Regions from separate parts of the Homo sapiens genome. Here all the other regions are linked to region 2. A link is a contact called in ENCODE Hi-C or POLR2A ChIA-PET data. All regions are on one chromosome and are shown on one strand. Each heading gives the region's core, a stretch centred on a gene start or an enhancer-like site at or near the end of the contact. The rest is flanking DNA. Distances are from core to core; before and after follow the strand shown.

The links. Hi-C counts contacts between places; a loop is a spot of excess contacts on that map. ChIA-PET counts read pairs that join two places held with the same protein, here RNA polymerase II (POLR2A). Pooled maps may share reads with other maps.
Region 1: a pooled map shows a loop between it and region 2 (4-fold over the local background). The contact joins the promoter of MGAT5 here to the enhancer-like site in region 2. A Hi-C loop is called at or near these places in 1 of 168 maps with a recorded cell type or tissue (CD8-positive, alpha-beta T cell) and 5 of 50 pooled maps. POLR2A ChIA-PET finds 5 or more read pairs at or near these places in 1 of 52 experiments (activated CD4-positive, alpha-beta T cell).
Region 3: a loop to region 2 is called in a map of CD4-positive, alpha-beta memory T cell, with 3 times the contacts of the local background. The contact joins two enhancer-like sites. A Hi-C loop is called at or near these places in 1 of 168 maps with a recorded cell type or tissue (CD4-positive, alpha-beta memory T cell) and 5 of 50 pooled maps. POLR2A ChIA-PET finds 5 or more read pairs at or near these places in 1 of 52 experiments (Panc1).

What each region holds. Positions count from the first base shown.
Region 1 is chr2:134,252,731-134,256,851 of GRCh38, forward strand. It overlaps MGAT5 (alpha-1,6-mannosylglycoprotein 6-beta-N-acetylglucosaminyltransferase), which reads left to right and starts at 1,342. Exons shown (of 16, transcript NM_002410.5): 1 at 1,342-1,914. The coding sequence starts at 1,674.
Region 2 is chr2:134,669,221-134,673,301 of GRCh38, forward strand. The region is part of intron 2 of TMEM163 (transmembrane protein 163); the gene reads right to left. Among named protein-coding and RNA genes, the nearest start is that of TMEM163, 48 kb to the right of the region's middle. Within about 2 kb of position 1,296, at least 9 of the 41 ENCODE cell types and tissues checked have a DNase peak (open chromatin) inside an H3K27ac peak, as active enhancers do; they include CD8-positive, alpha-beta T cell, where a contact is called at or near this core.
Region 3 is chr2:134,217,342-134,221,181 of GRCh38, forward strand. It overlaps a transcript of MGAT5 not described here. Among named protein-coding and RNA genes, the nearest start is that of MGAT5, 35 kb to the right of the region's middle. RefSeq lists a silencer at 635-704 and an enhancer at 1,609-1,678. Within about 2 kb of position 2,095, at least 11 of the 41 ENCODE cell types and tissues checked have a DNase peak (open chromatin) inside an H3K27ac peak, as active enhancers do.

The sequences.
Region 1 (4,121 bases), core at 92-2,591, 420 kb before region 2:
AGTATCTGTTACATATTTTTTATTGCTTTTCATGACCCATTAAGCATATATATATCATTCTCTGCCATATACAAACAGGCTGTTGGGGGAGTGAGGATGATGTAGGGAAGGTGGGGCATGGTTTAATAACCCCTGGGCCATGCCTAGATGATCAGTCCTCTGCCACATAGCTGGCTGACCTTTGCCAAGTTAATCACCTTTTACCTTTATTTTCTCATGTTTCTAATAAAACAGAGACGATAATATTCATACTTCTTACCATATAGAACTTCTGAGGATTCAGTGAGCAAAGCCACAAAAGATGGTATGTCACAATATCTGGGATATAGCTAGAATTTATAATTTATTTTTACTCTGTTGATAGGCAATGGGAAAACAGTAAGAGGCAGACCAACAGTGATCCAGGGCTCTGAAAGCTAATTGCTTCAAGATCCTGCTACCATTTTCTTTTGGGCCGCTTGCAAAGAAGAATCCTTTGACTGAAGCATGTATGTACACTCTGAAGTACAGCCTGGGTTAGTCTCTTATAAGGGATCGGATCATTGCTCAGCCTCTCCCTTGAGTGGCACTTAGAAAATGGCGCTATTCGTAAGCTGACTGGTATTGGGCCCAGGACTCTGGCTGAAGGGGTGGGCATGCTGGTAACCATTTGCAACCTATGCTCAGGTCCTACTTGTTGGGAAGCCCTGATTGAGAAGAGTGGCCTGGTCTGTGCTGGCATTAGATAGGATCTGGCTGCATTAATATTGAAACTACTCTGCCTTTTAATGTCTCATTTTGCCTCATGGTGGGAGTGAAAGTGAGAACCACAGAAAATCTGCCTGCCAGGTGTTCCACATTTCTTGTGCTACAGCATGCAAGTGAGCAGTGAGGTGTACCTTTTCCTCATGTAGCTGGGAAAGCAATACCCCTGCTTGTACCTCTGGCATATCTTCTCTGTGCTGGTGCACCTAGAGAGGTTGCCTGGTGGCCCTGAGAGAGCCATCTCATCACTAAACACTGATGGTGAAAGCTGGCCATGCTCAAATAAGATGTAGCAATCTACCTCTTCTTTGTCTAGTTACCCCCAAGGGGGCATCCACTTTCTTGCTCACCTCACCAGTTGCATGTTCTAGTCCTTGCCAGAAGCACATAATAATGACTTTGTAAGCTTAAGTTACAGGCACACAAAAGGGCCTGATGGTGATATGACTCCACCCTCCCCGTTTTTGCTGACATTCCGCCAAATATCCTTCTGTCTCCTCCCCACCTTGCAAAACAAACTTCCTGTTTTGAATTTGGTCCAGGCTGGAACAGCCCCACTACACCTGTTAACACACGCAGACGCACACTTCCCCCTTCATAATTGCTTAGCTTCTTGTTGCCTAGCCAGATTTCCCCTCAGCTTACAGTTCCTGAATCATAAGATATTGAACCAGCAAATTTAAGAGTTGACATTTTACTTAGAGGTATTCAAGTGAAAACATGGCTTCTGGTTTATTTTGCTGTATTGTGCCATGACCACTTGGCTAATTCTTCTCCTCCTTCACAGCAGAATGGAAGTGAGGAAAGGCAACCAGCTGACACAGGAGCCAGAGTGAGACCAGCAGACTCTCACACTCAACCTACACCATGAATTTGTGTCTATCTTCTACGCGTTAAGAGCCAAGGACAGGTGAAGTTGCCAGAGAGCAATGGCTCTCTTCACTCCGTGGAAGTTGTCCTCTCAGAAGCTGGGCTTTTTCCTGGTGACTTTTGGCTTCATTTGGGGTATGATGCTTCTGCACTTTACCATCCAGCAGCGAACTCAGCCTGAAAGCAGCTCCATGCTGCGCGAGCAGATCCTGGACCTCAGCAAAAGGTACATCAAGGCACTGGCAGAAGAAAACAGGAATGTGGTGGATGGGCCATACGCTGGAGTCATGACAGCTTATGGTAAGCACTGTTTCTGGGACCTCTCCATTAAAGTGTGCCTTGGCCTTGAAATGGCCCTAGAAGCTCCCAGATATGGTCTTGTCATGGACTGAATGTCCTTTGCCACTGCCTTCATAAGCAGTGAATTGCACACAGAGAGGCATCTTTAGGAAATTAAAGCAATGCCATTTTGGGGGTTCTGAGCTGGTGTATGCAGACACACTTTCCCCTGGAGTCAGTGGGTTAGTATAGTTAGGGCTCTATTGGTTGTGTTTGCAGCTAGCTCCTTCTCCCTGAACACATTTCAGGAACCATGTGATCTCATGTGGGAGTGAGTTCAGGGAATGCTGAAAAATATTCTCATCTTTCCCTAAACAAAACTTAATTAAGGCTGGTGGGGGTGAGGTGAAGAGGATGGGGAGGAATGTTCTATGGAAGCCAGTAAACTTAGAGCCAATTGTGTTCCTCCCTCCAGCCAATAAATATGACACTGGCACTTGCATGCTGGTGAGTTTTAACCTTTGGCTTCTTGAGGTTATGTTGCTCTTCTTCTTGCCCTTGTCTCTAACTGCCCTCACTTTGAAAGGAATCTTTGTGTACTTGTTGCTTTTTCTTTAAAGAATTTTTTTCAGAATTCTTTTTGAAATCAGAAAGAGTAAAAAAATACACATATGGGATGTAACTTATTTTTCTTTTATGTTTAATATAGAAAAAGTTGGAAGCTGTAGACAAGCAAAAAAAGAAAAAAATTACACATAAGTCTACTACTCCAGGCAATAACCACAATTAACATTTCAGTGTGTATTTTTCTGATACTTTGCATACACACACAAATATATATATACATATATATACATATATACATATATATACACATATATACACATATATATATACACACACATATATATATACATACACATACACACACAAATACTTGGAAAAAAATTGCAAATGGAATTTAGATCATGCTGTGTTTTGCAGAGCAGACTTGGTCTGTAGAAGATGACCTGTTGTTGAGTGACAAGAGTCTGATCATTGAATTGAGGTTTCAGTGGTCTCACTGAAGTGGTCTCCCTGATAGTATAGATGAGATGCAAGAATGGGGTTAGGTGAGGTGGAGAAAGTGGAGTTGTGTTTTGTGACCCACTCAAGGAAGGTGCCCTGAAGTATGCCGATTTCAAATCGTGATTCCCAAAAATGTGCAGCAACAGTTCAGTTCAGTGCAGGTTGAGTTCAGACACAGGAAATCATACTCAGTTATACATGTGCTTCTTTCTTTCCAAAAGGGGAAAAAAACTTGTTTTTAAAAAAGTATGTAAAATTTTATACACACGTATGTGTATGTGTGTGTGTGTATGTGTATATATTAGAAGATGCTTACTTCTGAGGAACATTTTAGAAATTCTTTTCTAGTTCTTACTATGTAAATAATCACACTCTGCATTTAATCTGTTAAAAGTGTCTGTAGGCATTGGCTTTTAATATATCTAAAAAAATGGTACCTTTTTTGAACTGATGGATTTAAAAAATGAGATTCCACTGTGGGAGCTTACACTGAAAAGTAACTAGGTAGTTTTTCCTAGAGTTGCATTTTAAAATTGCTCATTGACTCACATTTGTGTAACATTTCCAGAGTAGTTTAGATAAACCAACAGAAAATAAAGCTGATTGTCACCATTAGTGTTACCAATGTATATGACACAGCAGGTAACACAGGTGCAGTTTTAAAGTTTCTGGTTGTATGCATTTCATGTTACAGCTTTGAAGGGAAAGAGTTACAGCTCAGTGGTAATTTTCTCTTGTTTCTCTCAGTCTGTCAAACCTTTTCCATGGGCAAGAAGAAGCCCCACAAATAGCAAATTTATAGGCTTTAAATTTCTGCAGTTGTTTTGGCTGTTTGTATTTCTTGTGTATTGATGAAAATCTCATAGGGAAGGCTTCCCCACATTTTAAAGGACAATAATTTGGTCTTAGCTTTTCAGCCTCACAGAAATATTATTTTTTAAGTTACAAAAAAATCCCAGAATAGGCTGTTAGAATTTCAGCCACCTTATATGCCTGTAATCATAAGACTTTGCATCTCAAAGAAACTATAGAAATTATTTATTCCAACTTACTTTCGTAGATGAACCTTAGCAAAATAATTTGTCTTTTTCTCAAAAACAACAAAGAAACAATCAAACAGGTCACATCAGCAACTCTAACTGACACTGCTAGTTTTCTCT
Region 2 (4,081 bases), core at 46-2,545:
TGTGTTCCTGAGCTTCTGTTTCCCCTGGAGATTCCCTCCTACTTTGGGCACGAGGTCCCTTCCTCGGTCACAAGGTACCGAGTCTCTCCAGTCCTAGTTCTATCCTTCATCACACAGAAAAGAAGAATCAACAGTCAAGAGCCCAGCTACCTCTACATCCTTTACTTTTTGCTTTCAATTCTGATCATCTCCAGATGGAAGACACAAATCAGATCCCTAGTACAGATTCTCTAACACCCTCATTCCAAAGCTCATCAGTTATAACAAGTTAATTCCAACCAAGTTCCCCATCCTGGGGCGCAGCAGATTGTTTTTCTGAAGATGGCTATGCCAATGTGGTTCCCATTCCATGTGCATCTCTCTCAGTGTGACCCTGACATTCCGTCACTGACAGTGGGTCTGGTTTCCCTTCCCTTGAACCTGGGCAGACCTCTGCAACTTCTTTGACCAAGAGAGAATGTGGCAAAAGTGATGCAGCACACCTCCTGAGGCTGGGTCACACAAGGCAAATCGGCTTCCACCTGGTTGGCTCTTGGGACATGTGCCTTTAGAGCCCAGAGCCATCACTGAAGACGTCTGGCAACTGCAAGGCCACCATGCTAGAGGGATGAGGTGGAAAGACTACGAGAAGAGAGATGGACAAACAGCCCCATCTGTTCCAGCCCCCGGTTGTTCAAGGGTTCCCTGACCAGGCACCATGTGAGGAAGAAGCCTGTGAGATGACCCTAGCCCCAGCAACCCTCCAACTGTAACCCCATGAGGGACCCTGGGCCAGAACCACCCAGATGAGGGGCTCCCAAACTCCTGCCCCACCGAAACCATAAGCAATAAAGAGCGATTACTGCTGTTTTAGGCCACTGTGTTTTGGGATGATTTTCTGTGCAGCCACAGTGACTGAAACATGGGAACTTTAGTAGACGTGGCTCCTTCTCTCAAAATAGCAATTTACCTCCTCCAGGGTAGGTTTAGAACATCTTGTCAGTGTTTAATTTCACAACTCTACTTCCTAGTAGAGTAAATGGCACCTTTAAAAAAAAAAGTAAGAGTTTAATTTTTTACTTCAAGCTCTTAAGAATTTCACAATACCTCTTTCAAGGTCACTCTGGAGACCTCGCAGCATCTCACACAGGAGTTGGGCAGTCGCCATGGCTAGAAGTGCATGGCCTCCTGTGCTTCCAAAGGGCAGACCCCACGTGGGGGAACACTGGCAGGGCTGGGCAAGATTTGGGCTTCTCCCCTCCCTCTCCAGCAATCTTGCCCTGATACTACCCTTCCTCTACCACAACAGCCACGCCTACAGAGCAGGCTTCTGAAAAACCACAATCAGGCACACTTGTCAATACATAAAAGCAAAACAGCACTGGTGACGTTCATCAAATTCACTGAGAGCTGCTGGAATACCATGGCTGTGGGCAACAGCAGCAAATGACACAGAAAGGTGCATTAATGAGCTCAGGCAAGAGGAAAGAAGGCATGTCATGGGACCCCAGAGCTTCGATTTCAGAAAACCAAAGACTTGGCCTTTTAACTGAGTTTGGCTGGAATCTGAGATCACCTGCTCCCCATTTGTAACTGGAAACCTTTCCATAAAGAGCCAATTACTTGACATTAAAGTCCCCGATTTTAAAGGACTTTGAAACCAACACCACATAAGTGCTTGCATAAACAAAATGTCAGCTTGTGATATTCTGGCTCATGTCTTTTCTTTCAAGCACTGCCCCGTTCTTCCTATCAGCTGCTGGGTCTTCACAGGACTCTAGGAACTCAATCCCTGCCCTGTGGAAGGCTTGCCCTCTGCACCCCAGGTTGCTCTCAAAGGACCCCCTCTGGGAACGATGTCTGTGTCCCTGTCCAGCCGTGTCAGCAGCCCAGTGATTGGGACTGGGGACTGCTTCTCCTTTCCTCACCAGCAGTGAGCTGGCCCTCAGCAAAGACTAAGAGCAAATAAGGCAAAGACTGGCACCTGGCCCGTAGTTCTCAGGCTCCCAAAGGCTGTGAGTCCTGCCGTGTGGCAGAATCCTCACTACTAGTGGTGCCAGTTCAGCAGGCCCTGAGATTCTAAGCTGACTCTCAGGAGCACAGACACCCCTGCAGCAAGGAGACCCACCCCTCCCCAACTCCTGGCTCCTGTAGTCCAGGATCACTTGCTACTTCTCCCCAAACCATTTCAGATCCAGCCACAGATGACCATGGCGCTGCCCTCCCTCTCCCATGTCTGGCCACTCTGTCTCCAGCCTGGCTCTACAGGAACACTGACCTCCCTGGGTTCAAGCCCGAAACAAACTCCTCTGCACATGGCTGCTGCTGCATGGTGCTGCAGCCCCCAGGGATGCCACAGCTCTCTGCTCCTTGCTGACAATACCTCCACCACCCTCTTCTGGGATCCCTTTCTTCCCACCACTGGCTATGAAATGCCATTGTTAACCTCCTCCACATTCCCCACCCCCTGGAAAGACAGTGGTCACAGAATAGAAAGAACACAGGAACTGGGGTTGACGAGCATGAATATGGGCCACAGCCCCACCCCTGAGGGGCTTGACACAGGCTTTAGAGCCACACCCAGCCATCTGAGTCCAAATCCTAGCTCCACCCCTCTCTAGCTGTGACTTAGGACAAACTTCTCAACCTCTCTGGAACTTGGCTGACTCATCTGTAAAATGGGATGATAAAAGCAACTCTTATAGGGCTACTGTGAGGATGAACTAAGCTAATAAATGTAAAGTGCTCAGAGCCTAGCCTGGCATGGTGAATGTTCATATATGTTATCTATAATTATTATTCATTATTATCATCACCCTCATGTCAGTGACAGTTCATCCACCACCCCTCATCAGACTGATGCAATGATAAGATGGTATTTGGATTATAAAAAGTGTCCTATAAATTATAAAAGTAACAAAAAGTGTATTAGCTGTTGCTATTTCTGCCTCAAAACCTCCTAAGTCCTGCCCATTTTAAGGGTTTAGCTTTACTGAAGAAGAACAGAGTGGAGACATTAAATAAGAATAAAAATATGGAAAGTTCATGAATTTCTGTACCTCTGGACTCTAGAAATGGCTATGACCACATACTATATACTACTTACCTCCATTTGAATGTCCCACAGGCTCTATGATATGCATAGGTACAAAACCAAATTTATGTATTTACTGCCTTTGAGTGGAGGGAAAATTGGAGGCAGACCAACACGTGCCTATGTGAGCTCATACACAGGGTCTCACTCTGTTGCCCAGTCTAAAGTGCAGTAATAAGATTCACTGAAGTGATCCTCTCACCTTAGCCTCCCCAGTAGCTGGGACCACAGCCACACCTGCCTGGCTAATTTTATTTTTTTTTTGTAGAGACAGTGTATCACTCTGTTGCCCAGGCTGATCTCAGACTCTTGGACTAAAGCGATCCTCCCACTTCAGCCTCCTAAATTGCTGAAATTATAGGCATAAGCCACTGTGCCTGGCCTTAAAGCTGAATTTATCAGCTCCCTCCCAACCCACAATAACCCCTAAGCCTGCTCACCATCTATATCCCCTTGGTCCACTAACAGGGCCTTCATCCATCCAGAATGCCACCAATTACCCTTTGCCCTGCTCATCCATTAAATCATCCAAGTTCCATCAATTCTACCTCCCCATCTACCCTGGACTCAGTCCCAATGCTCTGCTCCCACTGCCTGCCCTGCCCATCATCTTTGGCCCAGTACTGGGGGGCTTCCTAAGGATGTCCCTGCCTCTACTCCTATACCTGCAAGTTCCACTCATGGCTAGTTTTCCAAGGCGCAACTTTAATTAGGTCATTTAAAGTCCTCCAAAGGCATCCCATCACCCACAGCTGCAACATTGAACTTTTGGCTCATAAACCCCATTGTTATCTGATGAATATCATCATGGACCCTCTCCACAGAAAAATGCACACATGCCTAAAGTTTTACATACAAGGCCAGGTGGTAGAGGAACACCTGGCAGCCTTCTACTAACCCCAGGACAAGAAGTCCTGATCCACAAGATATAGTCCCGTTTCATGAGCTCGCATTGGCACGTGTTGGTATGGCTCCAATTTTCCCTCCACTTTCATTTTTGGCTGCCTC
Region 3 (3,840 bases), core at 845-3,344, 450 kb before region 2:
GGGCTGTGCCAAACCTTTGGACTTTCATGTTAAATTAACTCATTCAATCTTATTTGAGTTTTCATTGTATGTATGTGAAACTGAGGCTCACGGGGCTTAATCTGCTAGACCAGAGTTACCTGAGAAAGCAGGTGTGGGTAGCTGAGAACTGAACTTGAAAGCCACCGTCAAGAGGAAATACATCATGGAAAGACACTGCATTGGCTGCCAGTGCAGCAATTAACCTCAGTAGGAACATTCATTAAAGTCCTTCATTTAAGAAGTATGATTGACTTTGGGTGATTTCCCAAATAGATGGCTGTAAATAAGGTTGGTTTTGTTACCTGGGCTTTTTCATTTTAGAAGACAAGCCCTGGGGCTCACCTCCTGCTGTGGATTTCTGACTTACAGTTAGAAAAAATAAGACTGGGCTCTTATTTGGTCCTCTTCTGAGAGAAAAGGACTGTTTAGTTCCACCAGATGAGTCCCTGAGGGCAGAAGACCATGTCTTTTGTATGCTAGATGTGAGTACAGTACTAGATGTTTAAAGATGTTCTTATGCCTTGCCCTTTCCTTAAAGGATTTGACATCTTCACCAAAAATTGAGATTCTTTGAGAGCTGGTTCATGTGACAGATGATGTACATAGGGGGAGAATAAGACAGGTGATTAATAAACACTGCTGTTACTATTACTGGCTGGCAGAAGGTGTCAGTGGAAATGAGAAGCAGGTTCTTGGTCCTACTCTTCCACTTTCCTTTTCAAGAAAGCTTAAGTGAGTCACAGTGGTATAGATGAGGGTGATGATGAATCTACACTAACTTAATCACTTGCAAAATTCAGAAATACTTTGTGCAAATGCCCCCACAGCAGATCTTGATGTATCTCGACTTGTTGCAACACCATGTTTAAGAACTGTGGTTCTCAGTCTGACACAGAACAAAGACTCATAACCCCAGCCTCCTAGGAACTTCACTATCATAAATTAGGCTGTTCATTAATTCAACGTATCAGTTAACTGTTACCACATGACACCCTGTCCCAAAACTTAATGGCTTAAAACAGTAAGCCTTCATTGGTGTTCACTAGTCTGTGGGTGAGTTGGGTCGTTCTTTTAGTCTTAGCTGGGTTCACTACTGATGCAGGGGGCAGGGTGAGGGGTCAGGCTGCTGGTCTCAGCTGGGCTTTCTTATGTATTTGAGGGGTAGGCTGGCTGGATCTGGTCTAGGATGGGTTCCACGGGGCTCCCTTCCACATGGTCTGCCGTCCTGTGGCAGGCTAGCCCAGGCCATCTGCTTGGTTCTAAGAAGGAAGTAGAAGCATGCAGTACCTTTGGAGGCCCAGGTTGGGACCTGGTGTACTGTGACTTCTGCATTTTATCAGCCAAAGCAAGGTGCAAGACTAGCCCAGATTCAAAGGGTAAGGATATAGACTTGTTGATGGGAGTTGCTGTTGAGTCTTATTGCAAGGGGAATGGGATACAGGGAGACTCTTAATTGGGACTATTCATTCGATTAGCCTGCCACATCCTTTCTTTTATTCATTGATTCTGTTATACTTCACGTGGTTCCTTAAGCAATGCTTCATTCTGTTGTTCCATTCTTTACTAATTAAAACTTCTTAAAGGCTGTGTATCATTTACTGTCCATAGTCTCTGGGAAAGCCACAGAGATGAGTAAGATCCCAGTCCTACTTTGCAGAAGTTGATAAGCAAAGGGCCAGGGGAGATGGACATGTCAGTGGCCAGTAATTAGAGAATTTGAGGAAGCCCAGGGAGGTGTGAGTGCGGTGGAGTGGGCTGGGAACCCAGAGGAAGTAGCAGCGAGCCACCTGTCGGGGTGCAGCGGCTTCATCAAGGAGGAGCTCAGTCACCCAGGAGCAGGAAATGGCTGAGCGAGAAAGCAAGAAGAGAGCACATGTGGCAGGTGCAGAGGGGCCCAAGGTGGGCAACAAGGCTTGTGTAGCTGCTTCTGCAGTGCACAGTTTACTGTAGGGGTGGGAGTGGCAGGAGACAAGGCTGGAAAAGCCCACCTGGGCCAGGTGGGAAAACCTGCTGTGAGAGCTAAGGGGCTCAGATGTTTTTGATGGCTAAGAAGGAAGTTAACAGGATTCTTCTCTCTCCCATGCCGGTGACTCATCTACTTTAACGAACAGACAGTTCAATTATTGCACCCTAATGCTTTTTCCTCACCAGAATGAGGAAGCCGGGATAGTATAGTTGTGTGAATTCCAAACTGTCCTGAGGTGCCCCGGAGTGCCACAGCAAAGTCACAAGGCTGGCATGGGATATTTTAAAACTTTGAGGAAACACAGAGAGACATCTGTCAGGCACCACTTAACCATCACTACTAAGTTGTTGGGACCTAACTACTCAGTAAATGGAGCTTTTATGAGTTCTTTTAGGAGATCCTGAAAAAATTACGGAATCACAAAAACACAGTAAAGTGGGAGTGTTTGAATTTGGGAACTTCTGGTGAAGTTGTTAGGAGTATTGGTTTCAAATCTTGTTCCTGCCTCCTGTCCCTTGAGCGAGAGAGTTACTTTCTTGAACTTTCTTGACCTGTTTCCTCTGTGAAGTGGAGATGGCACTACTCCCTTACTTGGTTGAGTTATTGAGAGGAACAACTGAATTCATAGGAGTAAAGGAATTTAAATGGAGCTTGGCACAGCATAAATACTAATATTAGCATTATTAAGTAATGCCACAGTACCTGGGCTGTTGCAAGTTCATTATCTTGTGAAGGCAGCAAATGCATGACATACGTACCCCTGTTCTTGGAAGGAGGACCAGCAGAGTAGTTGAGGAGGCTCAGAATGGTAAGTAGGACTTTATATTCTGCATGAAATTACAGTGTAATAGTGTTGCATAGCTGTATGCTCTTCGATGGAAAACTAGTTCTTCGCCAGCCTCTCATTTCAGGAGACTGCATTTCCAAATGCAGCTCTAGTTTCAGAGTAGTGTCCTTGGGCACATTCACTCCGTTTTTCTTTCCCATGTATCCCCCACCCCGACCAAATGAAATGACCTGTCTCTGCCATAAATGGCTCAGATAAAAGGCACACAAGATGGTGTCTCTGCCTTGTTTCCTGCACTAATGGAAAGGAGCAGGATGGCCCAATAATAGTTGTTGGGGTTGGTGGGGGGATGTCTCCCGCCAGTGCCAGGAAATCTGCTCCACACACCAGGAAGGCTTCAGTCTGTAATTAAGAGCTGATTTGTGATGGCTTAGCCAGCCCATTGTGCCCCATCTACATTTGGTCTCCTCTCTGTTTTCCTTAAGAGGGCCTCAGATTACACTGGGTTAGATTTTCTGTCCTTAGTGCGTATGTGTATGTGTATGCACGCTGCTGCTGTTTTTTGCTTTCTGTAGCAGGGATCAGCCTTCTCCCCTCCTCACCCTCCTCTTTCCTTTGCTCTAGTCTGTGTGCTCGCTCTTGTCCAGGGAACTTCCTTTTTTATCTTCACGTATGTTACTGACTCCTCACTCTGACTTATAGCAGGCAGTTAGCTGTGGCCTCATTGCTCATTCTGATGGTGTTCTTTTTGGATTCTGCCAAATCTCTTTCGCATTTGTTTTTCACCTCAGTACTCCACGCTGTCAGCAGTTCAGCAAGCCCTTTCCAAGCTAATTTTCCCCCATTTACTTTTTAATTAGTTTTCTTCTCCTGCTTCTCCACCCCCTTGTCCTGCAGTTTTTTGTGGATAACAGTTGAGAGCCCCACTCTTTCTTATGTGATTTTTAAGAAAATGTGGGTGTTGACAAAAAGAGTCAAACTCTGTAAAATATTTGAAGAGATTTATTCCGAGCCAAGTATGAGTGACCATGGCCCGTGACACAGCCCTCGGGAGGTCCTGAGAACA